Linked DNA regions of Mus musculus: region 1 is linked to region 2. The links are chromatin loops, found by intact Hi-C in ENCODE. Cell type or tissue: gastrocnemius. All regions are shown on one strand.

Region 1 (8,000 bases), 48 kb before region 2:
AAGGTAGTGACCACATTGCTTTTGTTCAATGTTATGTCTACTACTGTTTGCTCCCTGGGTTTTGATAATGGCTGAGGCTCAGCAGATGTGTGATGAATGAATGAATGAATGAATGAATGAATGATTACATCAATAAATGAACTACATGAAAATTCGACCCTCCTGCCTTCCCTTCCTCAACTTACCACCAAGTGGGTTGGATGCCCTGCAAGCTGTCTGATATTTCTAGATGATCTACTGATTTCAGAATCCTCTAACTTCGGAGCCCATAAGACATGTTGAGAAATCAGTTTGGGAAACTGAGGCTCAGAGAGGCTTAGTCTCACTCAGTTTCTTCTTATTTGCTCTTCTTTGCTGGTGGGATATGGGTTGCTGGGGTGGTAGGTGAGTTCTGTGAGCTGGCCTCCCTCGTAATTGCCAGGGCCTGGGTACTGAGCAAGCCTGGGGAGTGAGTTCCACTTTCCTACAGAGATGGAGCCTGGGGGCAACAACCTATGCCTGGACTCACACTGTTTGCTATCCAGACCCCCAGGCAGTGACCGATCCCCTTCCTCCCTCCTTGCCTGAAGTCCAAATAGCACCCCACTGTCTGTGGCAGGGTGAGGTGATGTCTGGTTCCTCCTTGTGCTCTGTAAGCAGTGATTAATCTGGCTCCCAAACCAAAATAGAGAGCGTGCTGTATTATAAACACGGGGCCTGCGGAGGCCCGCCTGCCAGGCAACCACGGCCCCAGCTCTTCTGTGGCTCCTCTGCCTCCCTCGGCCCACCTGGCACCCTTCATCCACACACAGGAAATCACTGCCCTGGGGCCACCTTGTGGGATGGCTGGCCCCTGTAATTGCCAGGGCCAAGAGAAGATAATGGTTTAAGAGCCTCATGTCCCCAGCCCTGTGATTTAAAACTGTTTGGTAAACACTGTTGAAGGGGCTTCCAGGCAGCCCCCTCCGCACCCCACCTCCCACCTTGACTGTGTTCCCACCGGATTTAGAAGCTCATGTTCACAGTCACATTCAAGGCCCTCTGGAGTTCACTATTGAGACAGCTCAGTCCATCCCACAGTTCTAAAGTCTAGAGAATGGTCTAACCTTGGCCTCAGCTTCCTGACAGCCTATCTTCTCCTGGAACCTCAGTCTCTTGTCAGTCCAGTGAAGCAAGAGATGGCCAAAATGGTGACTTCGGTCTTATCCAATGTGGGAACTTCATTATTCTGCTACTGACCTTTGCCCTAGGATGTTGCCATGACCAAAATGGCTCTGTCTCAGGGAGATGCATCTTTAAGGGGACCTTTCTTCTGGGCTAGTCCCAACCACAGTGATTGATGGTTAACATCTGAAAGATTTTGGGCCATAATCCACACACTCTCTCATGAAAGCTGTGTGGCTTCAGGATGGCCCCTAACCTCTTTGAGCCTCCTTTTCCTCACTGTAAGTGTACCAAGTGGTACCTATCTCTTAGAAGTGATCCAGGGTGTTAGTGAGCACGCATGCTTAAGGCACGGGGTTAGGCATGGTGGGTTCTGTGATTCACTTCCTTCCAGCTCTTTCCTGAGCATAGGTTTGCTTAAACCTCATCTGGGATTTAACTGAACACATCCCTTTTCTTTAGGGGAGAGCGATGCTGTGGATTGGTTTTCAGGAGTCTTGGGGTGCTAGAGGCTCCTGCCTCACACTGCCCCCATTGTTGTTCTTGGTCCCCGAGACTCTGGGCTGTTTACAGTGATCCTCTAGGCAAGCAAAGCTTGGCAGAGTGAGTTCAGAGAGGTAATTGCCGGGGTTCGATCTCGCAGCAAGAGCGCATGGCTCACCTTGATGCTTCTGTGGGAGAAAAGGGCCTCAGCTTGTTCCTCCTCGTATCCTGTCATGCCCTGTCCCCTTGTCCCTAGGGTTTCCTGACACAGCTTCAGTCGACGGCTCTGACCTCCATCTGCCTCTCTGCCCACTGCCCTTATCTGTTCTTTTGCAGTTACATAGGCCTTCTTGTGCTTCTCAGCTCGCTTCTCAGCATCTCTGCCCTGGGGCTTCTGTACCCTCTGTTCCACTTTTCAGGATGCTACCTCCAGGTCTGTCTACCTTCCCCCATCAGCCATCCCTTGGCTGTCCCTGGAGTCACCACCCCTCCCCAGGCATGCTGTCCTCTGTACCCTGACTTTATTTGTTCGTGGCAACAAGCCGTAGCATCAGATTTGCCATTTCAAACCATTTCTCAGTGCACTGGTGATGGTGTTCAGCACAATCGAGCGATTGATTGTTGAGCAACTGATCCCCGGAACATATTCATCTTGCAAAGCAGACTCCCGCTGCTCATTGCACTGCATCTCCTGCCTCCCACCACCTACGCTTGCCTTTTCTACTTCATTTCTTTCTAGTTCCTTTCGAGGAATGTAAATTCTCGAGGCAAAGCATGTTGCCTGGCTCCTTTTTCCCATGAGGAAAAACCTGCTGGCCCACGCACACTCCATCACTGTTTGTTGAGTGAGTGAATGAATGAATGAGAAATGAAAGCCATAGTAACAACCGTAGCTGGTGTTTCTAAGGTTGCTGAATTCAGTGCCAGACACCACGATTTGTGCTTCCTACGCAGATCATGCCACCCAGGCATTGGCTCTTCCTGCCCATTTTATAATTTCTGAGGAAATCAAAGTTCAAAGAGTCATTGTCTCTGGCCACATAGCCAGCCCGAAGGCAAACAGTCCTGGAATCCAAATCGATCTGTAATAAGAGCGGAGATCCTTTTGTCTAGCTGCTTGCTGTAGTCTGGGGATCACCTTGCCTACTTGTGACCCAGTGGGGGATTTTTTCCTAGGGGCAGCTCTTGATCTAGAGTAAGATGTGTTTCGTGGGTGGTAGTCTCTCTTGGCATGAGACGATTCTGAAGAAATGCTGGCGAACTTCCCGAGCCCCCTCCCTAAGACAGATTCTTCTGTTTGTAATGAAGACTGCGACTTCCTATGCATCCAGGATGCTGACGGACACCTGTGTGAGGCTGTGTTTATGTGTCTGTAGAGCAAGTGCGTTAGGGGGCTGGGATGAAGGATCAGCTGGTAGAGTGTCAAGCATGCTAGAGTCCTGGGTTTGACTCCCAGCATCACATAAACCAGCTGTGGTGGTACAGGCCTGTAAGTGAAGGCCTGGGAAGTGAAGGTAGGAGGAGCAGGTGGCCAGTGCCATCCTTGGCTACATGGGGAGTTGGAGGCCGGCCTGGGCTGCATGGGACTCTCTCTTAAAATAAAAGAAGAAAGGAAGGAAGGAAGGATGGATGGAAGGAAGGGAGGGAGGGAGGGAGGGAGGGAGGAAGGGAGGAAAAAAAAGAAGGGGACAGAAAAGAGAAACAAAACAGAAAGAAATGAGGTGGCGTAGGGACTTATGTCAACCATGATCTCCATATGGCCGGCTGTCCAGGGCCTGTGCTGATTGACTTACTATCCCTTGTCATAGACTCTCAGGGGCCCTAGAACTTAGAGTTAGAAGATAACAGAACCTAAGGGGCCTCAGAGTTTCAAATCCCCCGTTAGAGGTCCACAGAAGGTTGACGATCACACACTCAAACATGCACCGTAAGTCAGGGGCAGTGTCTCTCCTAAACAGAGCCCTGGTGTGAGAGGCCTGCCAGGCGGCAGCCTGGTGTCACTGAATGAAGATGAAGAGTCAAGGCTGCCACTGAGCATCTGGGCAGCCTTCTTCTCCTTGGAATAGGAGCAGAGCCAGCAAGGAAAGAGGCTGTGTCTCTAGGTGATATGGTCATGGTACATGAACTGGAGTGGCAGATACCGTGTGTGTTCCAGATCGCCCTTGTCCCTGTTCCTTATGTGACAGACCCTTTGCTCCTGTTCCTGACTGCCTCCAACTTTCTGAACTTCCAAGGCAAGGCTGGGATGTGGACCACTGGGTCATAGTCTCTCACTCCACCCCCATCCTCTGCTCTAACAAAAGATGACTCCAGAGGATTCAGTGAACTCCATCTGGCCTGCATCCATGCAGGAAGTGTGTACCATATCCCTACCATAAAGCCTATTGCCTGATGACAATTCTTCACCCCCACAGGGACACAAGGGCCATCCTGGAGCAGCAGGGCACCCTGGAGAACAGGTGAGGCCTGCCTGCACTGCACTGTACTGCCTGATTTTCCTTCTTCCAGTTCCTGCTTGGTACCAGCCTCCTCCCTGGACTCCCTTCCCTGGAACCCCAGAACAAGGCCTTAGGACTTCCCCTGACCATCACCCCCGCCCTTCCCCAGTCAGCCACGCTCTCTTAGAAGAGCCAGTGTCTGTACTGCGAGCCCAGCCCAGGGCTGGCAGAAGCCCCTGGACTCTGGTTAGAGCCATGAATAGCTGGCCTGTCCCCGGCAATGTTAGGCGATATTATCCCTTCCATTCGCCTTGGGGTTTGCAGGAATTCTGGCCTCCTGGCCCAACTCAAACAGCAGCCCTGCCAGGGAACATCCAGCCAGCCCTCATCTGTGCTTTCTTATTTTGAGCCTGGAGCAGAAAGATTTGTCCCAAGAGCTGGTCTGAACAGTTTCAAGAGAGGTGGGCTTGGGGCCCAGCACACACGGCTTGATGTCTTTCCCCCTTTGCCTCACATTCTTGCCTCCTCCTTGTCCACTGTAGGTACCCTCCCCAACCCCAGGACCCTGACTGAGCTAGAAAGGGCCTCACCTTTCCTAACATTTCTCTTGTTCCTTCGCAGGGGCAGCCAGGACCTGAGGGCAGTCCAGGGGCCAAAGGTTACCCTGGCAGGCAGGTGCAGTATATGCTCTGGAAGCCCTGCCCATGGTGGTGGCCACAGTGCCCCAAGGAGAGGGAGGATGTGGGCTGGGGCCAATAAACTGCCCCTGGGGGCAGACCCTAAGGAAAGGGCTGGCCAGGGACTAGACCTGGCCACAATGCTGCAGGCTCAGAGGTTCTACAGGAGAACTAGGGCTTAGAGAAGGGGTTCCCAAGACTCCTCTCCAGTCTTGCCCTGAGTCACCTCTGGTTCAACCCATACCATGGATGTTTCTAAGGACAGCTGAAGCCCAAGATAAGACTGGCCCTGGGACATTGGCAGCAGGGAGGGCGTCTCCATATGTCCTCGCCCCCCATATTTCTGTTTCAGGGGTTCCCTGGACCTGTAGGAGACCCTGGCCCCAAAGGCAGCAGGGTAAGTGCTTTTTGGCTAGTCCCACCCAGGTGGCACATGCATAGACATCACTGGGCGCTCTATGGGTTGATGGGAGATCAGGGATATGAGAGACTGTGGGCTAGGGCCTGACAACCACTGAACTCCATCTACCTTGAACTGCCAAGGAGGCACTCCACATGGGCTCTCCCAGAAAGGAGACAGCGAAGGTTCTGGGTATGCTGAGTAGGGAGACGGAGGTAGAAGACAATCGACGTGGGTCTCTGTGGGCATGGGTGGCTCTATTGATGATGCATGCCAGGATGCTGCTAAGACTGGACTCCTGAAGTCAGGCCTGCTGCTTCTCAAGAAATGCTCAGCAGCAAGTAGATCACATGGCCGTCAATCTGGGCAGGTCCTCAGTGACATATCCTCTTCCGAGCCAAAGCTATATTATATATATTACATTATATTATATTATATTATATTATAGTATAGTATAGTAGGTTGGGGGGCCAATATGGACCCATTACTGGCCTTAATCTCTGTAGCAGTCTAGCAGTTACGAGGGTGGGCACAACATGGGAAGGCAAGGTCCCTTGGACATTACATGGCATGCAGGGTCAGGGCCACTCTTGTTCTGGGATTCTGGGTCTCTCTCCTGAGGCTCCCATGAGTAGTGGCCTCAGAGGGAATATCTAGAATCTGAAGAGAGCACCCAGAGTCCAAGGCAATCACCTTCCTCTTCTTTCTCTTGTGTGTGAAGGAGTACTACCCACACCAGCCTTGGAGTCTGCATGACTGACTAAGACACCCCAGTCTCTGACTCTGTCACTGACCCCAGATGGTCACTAGGCTTCTCCAAGGACACTCATCTGTGAACACAAGCCATGAATTCTATATGGAAGAGGCAGGGTATAGTGGTTAAGATGGTGGTTGCTGATCAAGCTGGTTACTGAGGTATTTGGGGAAGAAGAGCTGGTACCAGTCTTCCTCAATTGTGTGTTCATGGCGCACTGGTTAGGGGTGTGGGCCTAGGAACCACAGAGCTTGAATTCAGAGACCAGTTCTGCTATGCTACAGCTGTGTGGCCATGGGAAGATCATCTTACCTCTCTGGGCCTAGATGTTCTCAGCTGTAGCGAATTTTAATAACCCCTACCAGGAGCGTTGTAAGGATGCGATAATGTAATCATGTGTCCAGTCCGTAGCTTGTGGGCTGCATTTGTCCTAGGATAGATAGCTATGGATTCAGCCCAACTCAATAAGAAATAATAAACTCAAAACATTCTATAAGATTTTTTGCAATCTACCCGCCCCCCCCCACCCCCACCGCTTTTATAACTTGATTGTGAGATTCTCAAGTGTGAACTTTATAGATGATAACTTTCTCACAGTGTCAAAGTGTGCTCAGTGTGCGTGAAGCATTGAGTCAGGCCTGGCAGGTGGCTTGGCAAGCAGTTGCTTTTGCTGTAGTTATCATTAAACTGCTGCATAGCTTCTATTGGTACAAACCCTGTGCTGGATCCTGGTCCTTGAGAAGTTATCAGAGGACAGGGAGGCAAAGAGAGAAGCCCTGTTATCAGGATACTGAAGGATGCTGGGGGGATGAGCTTGCTCTGATCTGCATGTTTGGTACTAGGAAAGAGAGCCCTTGAGATGGGCTATGTATGTCATGATTCTAACACCATGAGGTAGGCAGGGTAGGCCTGCTTGGGGACTCAGGGGGGACTCAGACTTGGGGACTAAAGACCAGCTACATTCACTCTGGGCCACCCACGTAAAGTGGTGACATGCCTGGGTCCTTAAGTCCATTGGGCCCAGATGACCTTTGAGCTTAACACAAATCAGCTGAATACAAATTGGCATCATCTCTAGCCTCCGGGGTTCTTGCCAGGGTTAACTCAGGATCACCCATGTGCCTGGCACAGAGTCAGCTCTCTGGGGGGGGGGGGCATGCTGACTGGCAGCATTTGTCAACCAGGGTAGATGCAAGCCCCCAGATCCAGGACCTCTGAACTATAGGAGCAACCATTGCAGGGAGCATCCACAAGGCAGGCAGATCTCCCAGCCCTGCAGCATCTAACCTGGGTACGAGCTTCCTTCCACAGGTCGCGAGCTGGGTGCCGGGCCTCTGCCATCCTGTGCTGCCCTCCCTGGTGTGAGCGTATGTGCCTTTGGACTACATCGTGAACGCAGCACCATGCAGTCCACGGGCATATACACTTGCCTCAAGGTCTATGTCATCGAGGACCCCTGGAGCCACCACCACAGAGGACCGGGCCGTGGGATGGCAGCAGGGAGGCTGGGCTGACTGCACCCTATGCTTAACCTCTCTGATCCCCACCTGCTCTTTTCTAGGGTTACATTGGTCTTCCGGGGCTCTTTGGCCTGCCAGGGTCGGATGGAGAGCGGGTAAGTACATTTGTCTGTGTACCGACACCCTCTACTTCTTCTGCGATAGCAGACTGCCTGCTGATGACGTCCATGCTGGGAGTACCTAAGTAGGGTGAGGCCCAGGAAGCAGCATGTGTATACTTCACTGTTATAGCACTGGTGGTCCCGGACAAGGCAGGGGTGCCCCAGGCTTGGTGTTCTAGGTACGCAGGGCAGTGAGGCTAGAGAAGGGACTCAGCAGAGGAGTCTCTAACCAGCCACAGGCATTTATATGTTCTGCAAGGATGGCCAGTTGACTGTTTTGTAAATAAAGTTTTATTGACCGTAGCTCTGCTTATCGATCACGGCTGTTTATGGCTGCTTTCCTGCCACCGTGACAGAGCTGAGTAGCTATGACAGAGGCCACCCACAGAGCGCCAAGTCGTCTCTCTCCTCCCTTTGGCACAGGCATCCACTCATCACTGGCACGGCACTTGGCTGCTTTATAAAGTGTTGTGAGGCTTGTCTC
Region 2 (8,000 bases):
CAGCCTGTGTCTGAGCATCACGCTTGGCCATCCAGAGGGCACAAAGGAGCCTTGGTCATTCTTCACTCATTCTGCCACTGTTCCCACTGTGTGAGCCACCATTGGAGGCAGCCACATGGGACAACAGGGCAGGCCTAAGCCCTGCCTGGCCTTGTCACCTGGGCATAGGTCACATACACCTAACTGGCTTTTAACAGTCAAAGCTATCCACTAAAGGTAGTGTGGAACCATAGAATTTTAAGACAAGTTCTCTTCTGAGTACAGTAGCCTAGAGGAGTCACCAAATCTTTGTGCTGTCTGTCACAGACAGTAACTTGTTTCACCTTAGGCATTACCCTGCCAGGGAAGTACTGTTGCCCTCAGAAAAATGCCGACATAGATAGGTTATAACACTTGCCTCAGGCTGCACAGCTGCACAGCGATGCTATCTCAACCTCCCTAATGCTCGCTCGGAGTGCAGGTGTGAACATGGAGAATAGCTGGAGCTGAGATCTGAACCCAGAGACGCTAACTCGTTGACATACCGAACGTAGTCTCCTTTTCAGTTACAAGGAGTAAATGGAATGGCCTCCTACCCTGGTGTGAAGGCACATGGCCTCCTTGTGAAGAGGAAACAGGATTATGTAGGCTGCCCAAGCTATTTACCAAGCCCTGTGTGGGGTTCTGATACCACTCTCCTATTGGCTGCTTCTGGTTTTAAGACAAGGCCTGAACTAGACAGCCTGAGTAGCCATCTTGTGGTAGGAAGATGAGACGTTGCTTTGGCCACTAGGGTCCCTCCTAGCACCCATTCCTTCTGGGTCTCTTCAGTGAGACAAGGCCTAAGGGTTTCTGGGCAGCCCCTGACCTAGCTGCAGGGTGAACTATGGAAGCCTGGGCCATCCACATACAAAGAGTACGCTGCCCCCGCACCCCTTCCCAGCAGCAACTAGAAGACTCTCCCCACCGATACACATCCCAGTTGAGAAAACCCAGACTCCTCTCAGAGGATTCAGGACAGGAGGGGACATCCGAGGACCAGAGCCATTTCCTGTGAAGTTTGGCAGAGGTTGAAACATGGGATCAGCCATGGGGAAGGGGCCTAGAGGGGTTCCCACTGCACCTATGAGGTCTGAGTTCTAGCCAAGCCTGTCCTATGTCCTTTGGAAGGCTTGTTGTTCTCTGGGTCTCAGTTTCCCCACCGGTGCCATGCAAGATCTGACAGGCTCTGCTGGCTTTCCTGCCCATGTGTAGGGTGGGCATTCTATGCTGAGAGAGAGGGTCTGGAGACAGAGGGGTGGCCCGTTAACACTCTGTGAAAGAATGAAAGTGCCTGGTCAGCTACCATGAGTGGGGCCAGTCTCTTGTCTTCCCAGCGTGTGGCTGTGCATCCTCAAGCTAGTCTCTTTACCTCTCTGAGGCTTTCCCCATCTGTTCAGGTGGGGAGTTCCTATTGAAGGGCTGCTGTGATATGGAATGCCTGGTGCTACATCTGAGCTTTCAGAGTAAGCTCTTCCCCTTGGACATCAGACAGCTGATTTCCCCTTCTTCTCAGCCTCTGCTTTTCTTTCTGTAAAATGGGCTTGGTTGGGTATGCAGACCCAGTTCCTTACCAAGAGCTTCGACCTTAGGGTGGCCACAGATGCTGGGTTTCCCTATCTTTCCTTTTGCCTTTTCTCTGGGGGCTGTGGTACACTGGATTTTCTGCCCCTGGCAGGAGTGGCTCTGCTGAGCCCAACCTGGCCCAGCTGGAGGGCAACCCCAGGGTGGTCTGCTGATGTGGCCTGTGGGGAATATCATGTGGTTCTGATGGGAACCCTGGCATCCTGCCATAGAAACGCCTGCCTGAGACACAGAGAAGGAGGTAGCTGGGAGACCTTCAGGATAGGCCATCTGGTATCATAACCCTGAATAATGGCTGGCCACCCATAGTGGCTCCTCCATGCAGGAGAGATGGCTCCTCTTTCTCTACATCTCAGCCCTGGCTTCTAGATGTTGTTCTCCTCAATGCCCCATCCCATGTACAGCCTTCTTGGAAGGCAAGTCTAAAGGTCCTGGCCCTCTTATTGGCTCCTATGATAGAGAGTTCACCTCCATCCCAATAAACAGTGGCAGACAGTGGGACAATAAGCAGGCATCTGGTTGGCTTGGGTTCCAATTCTGATTCTACCCTCAACTACCGACCACAGTCAACTTCACTTCCATAATCAGGCCCCTTTCCATGCAATTACTTTCTCTGTGACAGTGTCTCATCCTTTCTCCTAAAAAGGCTTTGATCCCAGGCAGATTAGTTATGTGCTGCATCCCTCAGGCCTCTGAGCCTCCACTCCAAGGGCTGTGCCCTTCTATCAAGGTGTGAGATTGTGTCACATACAGAGCCCAGAACCAGAAGCATTTCTCAAGTCCCACCCCATCTGTGACCTGGGATGTCCGGCCCCTACCTGCCTTCATCTCCCCAGAACTGGGTCACAAGTTAGGGAGGGAATAGGAGGCAGTAAGCTAAGGCCTGGCTTTAGACAGACATACATTGCATTTAGGGTCTCCAGCTGACTTACACAGGCTGTGACCTCTGAAGAGCCTCCCAAGCCATTGCAGATGACCCACCTCAGACTATGTACGGAAGAGGAGGAGGAGGAAGAGCCAGAGGGTCTGGGTAATCTCTTCCTCCTAGTGTACAGTCCAAGGGAGACCTTTGCCGTCCAGGCCACTGTGCTGGAAACTTCTTCCTTTTCCAGGGCCCTCGAGGACCTGATGGACCAGCTGGGGAGCAGGGATCCAAGGGCCTGAAGGTACAGACACCCCCATGTTACTACTCCTCCACCTTCTAGACCCTGAAGTACCCCACCCCAGAATGATTCGGGGCCTGTTCTCAGCAAGTCATTTTGTCACTATCCAGCCTTCTGCTGCAGAGAAAGAGCGGGAGAGGGAGAGAGAGGAAGAGAGAGAGAGAGAGAGAGAGAGAGAGAGAGAGAGAGAGAGCACAATGGGGATCGCTTATGCCCTTCGCCCTTCACTGATCCCTTCTGTGAGAACGGTCCTTGGTTCCCAACCCCAGCACCTCTGTAGTGACTGTGGCAGCCACCCACCTTGTCAGATCTTAAGTACGCCCACAGGCAGTGGGTTGAGGAGGACACTTGGTCTCTTGGGACCCCTCCTTTATGTAAGTGGTCCTCAAGAGTCTCTCTCCCACCTCTACGTGTTCTGCTTCCCACAGGGTCGTGTAGGACCTCGGGGCAGACCTGGCCAGCCAGGACAGCAGGTATGTCAGTTTCTGCTTATACCAGTTCCCTTGTCCCTCCTCAGTTTGTTGTGACACATGCCTCTAAAGATGCCCATTGTACTTCCAGGGTGCAGCTGGTGAGCGAGGCCACTCAGGTGCAAAAGGCTTCCTTGTAAGTAGTGTTGATTCTACAGATTCTCAATATGGCTTTGGGGCAGGTGGGGAAAGATTACCACAAGTTTTTGACCATCATGGGAACCTACAAGTGACCTTCTCTCTCAGCTATAAGGGTGGAGTGGGGATCTGGATAGACCACAGGACTAGCCTGAGGTCAAGGGAGAAGCATAATGGAGAAGTATGAAGAGACTAACATCACCTGTGCTTTTCCACAGGGCATCCCTGGTCCCTCAGGCCCTCCAGGTGCCAAGGGCCTCCCAGGAGAACCGGTAGGTATCTATCCCCTCTCTCTGGTACCTCTGCCCTGAAAGACTGTTCTCCATCTGATTATAGCAGGGACTGTTGGCCAGGTAGAAAGATGGGGAGGGATAGAAAGGATAGGGCTAGGTCTGGCCTGTAGGGGTGGAGAGCTTGGTTCTGAGTTCTAGGGTGAGTTTTGGCTTGCTTGGCCACTGAGTCTGTTACTACGTGGAGATAGCTGGGTTGTGCTTGCTATATGGCTGTGAAGATGGCCTGAGAAATGTATAGACGCCACACTTAGCGTTCAGAAAGGCAGGAGGCAGGAGGCTAGAGAGTCCCCTGGGAAGGGCAAGGGAATAACAAAGGAAGCCATTGACACATAGCTTGTCCTTCAGAAGACATCCCAAGGGATGGGTTTGGGGGAAGCAGAGGAGTTTCTTTAAGAAGACTGGGGAGCCAGACTAGAGACCCAGAAAGATCCTTTGAACCCTAGAAGGCCAGGGGTAGTTGAGGTTGGGTGGGAGAGAGCAGAATAGGAGAGGGCATAGTGATTACAGTTCCAAAGTTGTCTGTTGTAGTAGGGCTGAGGTGCAGGGTGAGACAGCCCTACTGGGGTTCACTTGGATGCAGAGGAGACCCTGGAAATGGATGAAGAGGAACTGGATATGGCTGGGGCTAGGGTGTATGGATCTTCTCTTTCAATTACCATGCCAGACCTTGTGGCTCAGCCTCCCCACAGCTCCCCCCAGGCTGCCTTCTCCTAACTGTGATCTGTCTGTCTCCAGGGCTCTCAGGGACCTCAGGGGCCAGTTGGTCCTCCAGGAGAAATGGGGCCCAAGGTAAGTGCCAAGGAGCCCTGGTTTGTCCTTCAGTGCCGCTGGGGCATCTCAGCCCTCGTGGTCTGGATTCCCACCTGCTGCTCTATCCCTGCCCTGCCCTACAGAAATGGTTAGGTTGGTGCTGCCGAGTTGAAGGTTGAGCCTACAGATAGCACATCTATGCAGGACACAAGGGTGAGGGGCTGGGAGCCTCCCTCACAGCACTGTATGAGATCTAGGACCTTCCTGGGAGGTCCTCCTCACCTCCTGCCTCACTAAGACTGATCTTGGTACAGAATCATAAACAGAGCCAGCCCTTACCATCCTGGCCCAGTGTCAGAAAGAAGCAGGAGAGGCCTAGGCCTGCCCCACCATTGGCCTCTTCCTCCCCACAACCTTATGCAAATCATGGATTTTCCTTGTCTGTCTGCCAAAGGCTCCTGTGTGGTAAACCGCACTCGTGGGTAGGCAGAGGGTCCAGCTGCTGGGTAGTGTAAGGCTCTGCAGGCTTGCAGCCAGCCCTATAGTTTTGCCAATACGCAGAAGCTGCAGGCTAACCCCACTTCTGCAGCTCCCTGGTGTGACCTGAGCACACCCCTTGCTCCAAGAGAGTCCAGTGACTCTTTCTTTCAGGGACCGCCGGGTGCAGTGGGAGAGCCTGGCCTTCCTGGGGACTCCGGAATGAAGGTGAGACAAGATGAAAGATGGGAAAATGACTTGTTGACACCAGTTCCCAGCTGGCGGCCTTGTCCTCTCCCTGGAGGAGGAACAGACCTTTCTTGTGCTTGGGATAATGGGGTCTCTGTCCTGGCTAGGGAGCAAACCTGACCTACCCACTGTAAAGTTCCCAAGCAGCTCAGAGCCCCTGCACTGTCTCCTGCCCAGCTGTGCTTTTTCTGGCACCTGTTTTGATCCCCCTACTGGGGCATCTGCCCCTCCTGGTCTCCATGATACCATCAGCACTTCGGCACAGGTGACCCCATTAACTGTGAGGACACAGGTACCTATTGATACCCAGCCCTGGGGAGCCCCCATCTGTCTGCCACTATTGGAGAAGAACCCTGCTTATCCTGCAGAACTGAGAGCCTAGGAGCATGCTGGCTCAAGGGCACCTGCCAAGGGACTGTAGGACTGGAAGCAAATCATTCCTGTCCTGTGGACCAGTGTCCTGTCATTCTAAGGGAGCTGAACCAGGCCTGGAGCTCCTGGCCTTGGCTCAGCTCTGCCTTATTTTGCCCAAGCAATAAAACAAGTCATCTATGTATAAAGTGCCACTCACATAGAGTGCGTAGTGCGTAGGACTGGCTTCTTCTAGTCAGGACTGTGCTGGTGCACCATGTTCCACTTCCTAGTGCCCAGACACCAGCAGGGAGCACGGTGTGCATGTCTACAAATGAGGAGGACTCATTGGAGAACTTTCAGGAGAGGGTACAGGCGTTCTGGCTCCCCCCTTTTGGTTTCTTACCAAATCTCAAGGAAGAGAAAGGATGGTTGGTGTTCATCAGCTCTGCTCTCCAGCCACGCTGCCCTAGTCATGCCACCCACTTTGACCTGAGTCTGTCATTTCGGCTAGCTTCTCAAGGATAACACTGTTCTTTCAGGATTTTGCAAAGGTTCAGCTCATTTGAATGAAAATGTGTTTAGGACAGCATAAGCAAGTCGATGGCAGTGATGGCGGTGACAATGGTGATGCAGTGATGGTGATGGTGGTGATGCAGTGATGGTGGTGGGGATGCAGTGATGGTGATTATGGTGATGCAGTGATGGTGATGGTGATGCAGTGATGGTGATTATGGTGATGCAGTGATGGTGATTATGGTGATGCAGTGATGGTGATGGTGGGGATGCAGTGATGGTGATGGTGGGGATGCAGTGATGGTGATGCAGGGATGGTGATGCAGTGATGGTGGTGGTATTGGTGATGCAGTGATGGTGATGATGCAGTGATGGTGATACAGTGATGGTGGTAATGCAGTGATGGTGATGCAGGTGATGCAGTGATGGTGATGAAGTGATGGTGGTAGTAATGTAGTGATGGTGGTGGTTATGGCAGTGATGATGATGGTGAGGTAGTGATGTTGATAGTGGTGATGCTGATGCAGTGATGGTGGTGTTTCTGATAATGGTGATAGATTGATGGTGGTGGGGATGGTGATGATGATTTTGGTGATGGTGGTAATGCAGTCATAATAGTAAGGATGATGATAATGGTAGTAGGGCTAATGCTGGTACTGGTGATGACAGTGGTGGAAGGGATAATGATGGTGTTGGTGGTGATTATGGTTTTGTGATTCTGGTAATGGTGGTGACACTGCTGATGGTGTTGATGATGCTGATAGTGGTGGCTATGCAGTGATGATGGTGAGGATGGTAGTGGCGATGGTAATGATCTTGCTGGTTGTGATGGCAATAGTGGTTATGGTGGTGATGGTTGGGATGGTGGTGGTGCTAATGTGGTGGTGGTAGTGGTTGGGATGGTGGTGGTGATGATAGTGATTGCAATGCTGACTGTGATGCTGATGGTTGCTTTGCTGTTCTGGGTGGTGGTAGTAATGGTAGTGATGGTGGTGGTGGTGGAGGTGGTCCAGTTGCCCAGTGGAGGAGCATCCCATGGCCAGGACTTACCTGGAACAAGGGTTTGGACTTAAGTGTTAGAATCTCTCTATGGTTCTCAAGAAGTAGCTTTTTCCAGCTTCTCCGGTCCTAGTCAGAGCAGGAAGAAGGGCTGGCAGAGGCTAAGGCTGGCTATCCACACTCACATGGATTGTGTTTGGCCTCTCCTAGGGTGACCTCGGACCTCTGGGCCCCCCTGGGGAGCAAGGTCTTATTGGGCAGCGGGTAAGTGAAGTACATTTTCCTTCTAGAGCTCCCAGGTCACCTGTGAGCCATGGGCAGGAGAATGGCTTGGATCAACCCCCAAAACTCTCAGATTCCCCAACTGTGGAAACAGCCGAGGAGTCCTGACAGCTTTGACTAGTCTCCCTGGGTACCCAGCATCACCACAGAGATATTTAACCTCCAGATACTTTCCTTCAAATATGTCCCCCTTCCGAAACTGTTCTACAGTTAGCCTTCACCTTTCCAAATGAAACCCATGAGATTGCCTTGCCCTAAGAAGCCCCATGAGATCCTAGCATCCCTCTCTGTACTCTGTGAATGTAGACTCATGGGAATTGTAAGGACACAGCCCGTATCCTTAGCACCTTACAGATGGGGCAGGAAAGGCTCAAGAGTGAGTGAGTTTGTGCAGTCTTCAGGGCACCAGGTCCTCACCCCATCTCAGCCTCCCTCCATCTTCTCTTCCTTATGATGCCCCAAGTTCCCAGTACCCAGTCTCCAGAGGGAAACTTATCCAAAATTAGGCAAAGAGAGAGGGAAGGCCCTAGGCAGCATAGGAGAGCTTAGAGTCCAGAAATGCTAGCTGTGCATGGCCACCAAGCTTGATCAGTTGAGTCTCCTTAGAAAATAGTGTTGAGAAAGGTCCTGTGGCCCCATCTAGACTCAATAAGTTCGAGAGGCAGATGAGTATTCCTTTAACACACACAGTGTACTAGGCATGGGAGCAT

The links. A loop is a pair of places that touch in the nucleus more often than their neighbours do. Peaks named below come from ENCODE experiments on the same cell type or tissue, not always from the same donor. Only the 100,000 strongest peaks of a DNase experiment are listed, where the experiment ranks them.
Region 1: a loop joins it to region 2, with 1.8 times the contacts of the local background. A loop is called at or near these places in 6 of 42 quality-filtered maps.

Annotation. Positions count from the first base shown.
Region 1 is chr4:63,249,604-63,257,603 of GRCm38, forward strand. Col27a1 (collagen, type XXVII, alpha 1) reads left to right here. Exons shown (of 61, transcript NM_025685.3): 8 at 4,041-4,085; 9 at 4,686-4,739; 10 at 5,094-5,138; 11 at 7,457-7,510. It overlaps Mir455 (microRNA 455), which reads left to right and starts at 7,248; the gene lies at 7,248-7,329. In gastrocnemius, no CTCF peak of the experiment used is centred here; DNase peaks (open chromatin) are centred at 4,284, 7,313 and 7,970; H3K27ac peaks cover 868 bases.
Region 2 is chr4:63,297,967-63,305,966 of GRCm38, forward strand. It overlaps Col27a1 (collagen, type XXVII, alpha 1), which reads left to right. Exons shown (of 61, transcript NM_025685.3): 29 at 2,715-2,768; 30 at 3,194-3,238; 31 at 3,327-3,371; 32 at 3,592-3,645; 33 at 4,402-4,455; 34 at 5,068-5,121; 35 at 7,219-7,272. Among named protein-coding and RNA genes, the nearest start is that of Orm1, 43 kb to the right of the region's middle. In gastrocnemius, no CTCF peak of the experiment used is centred here; a DNase peak (open chromatin) is centred at 4,779.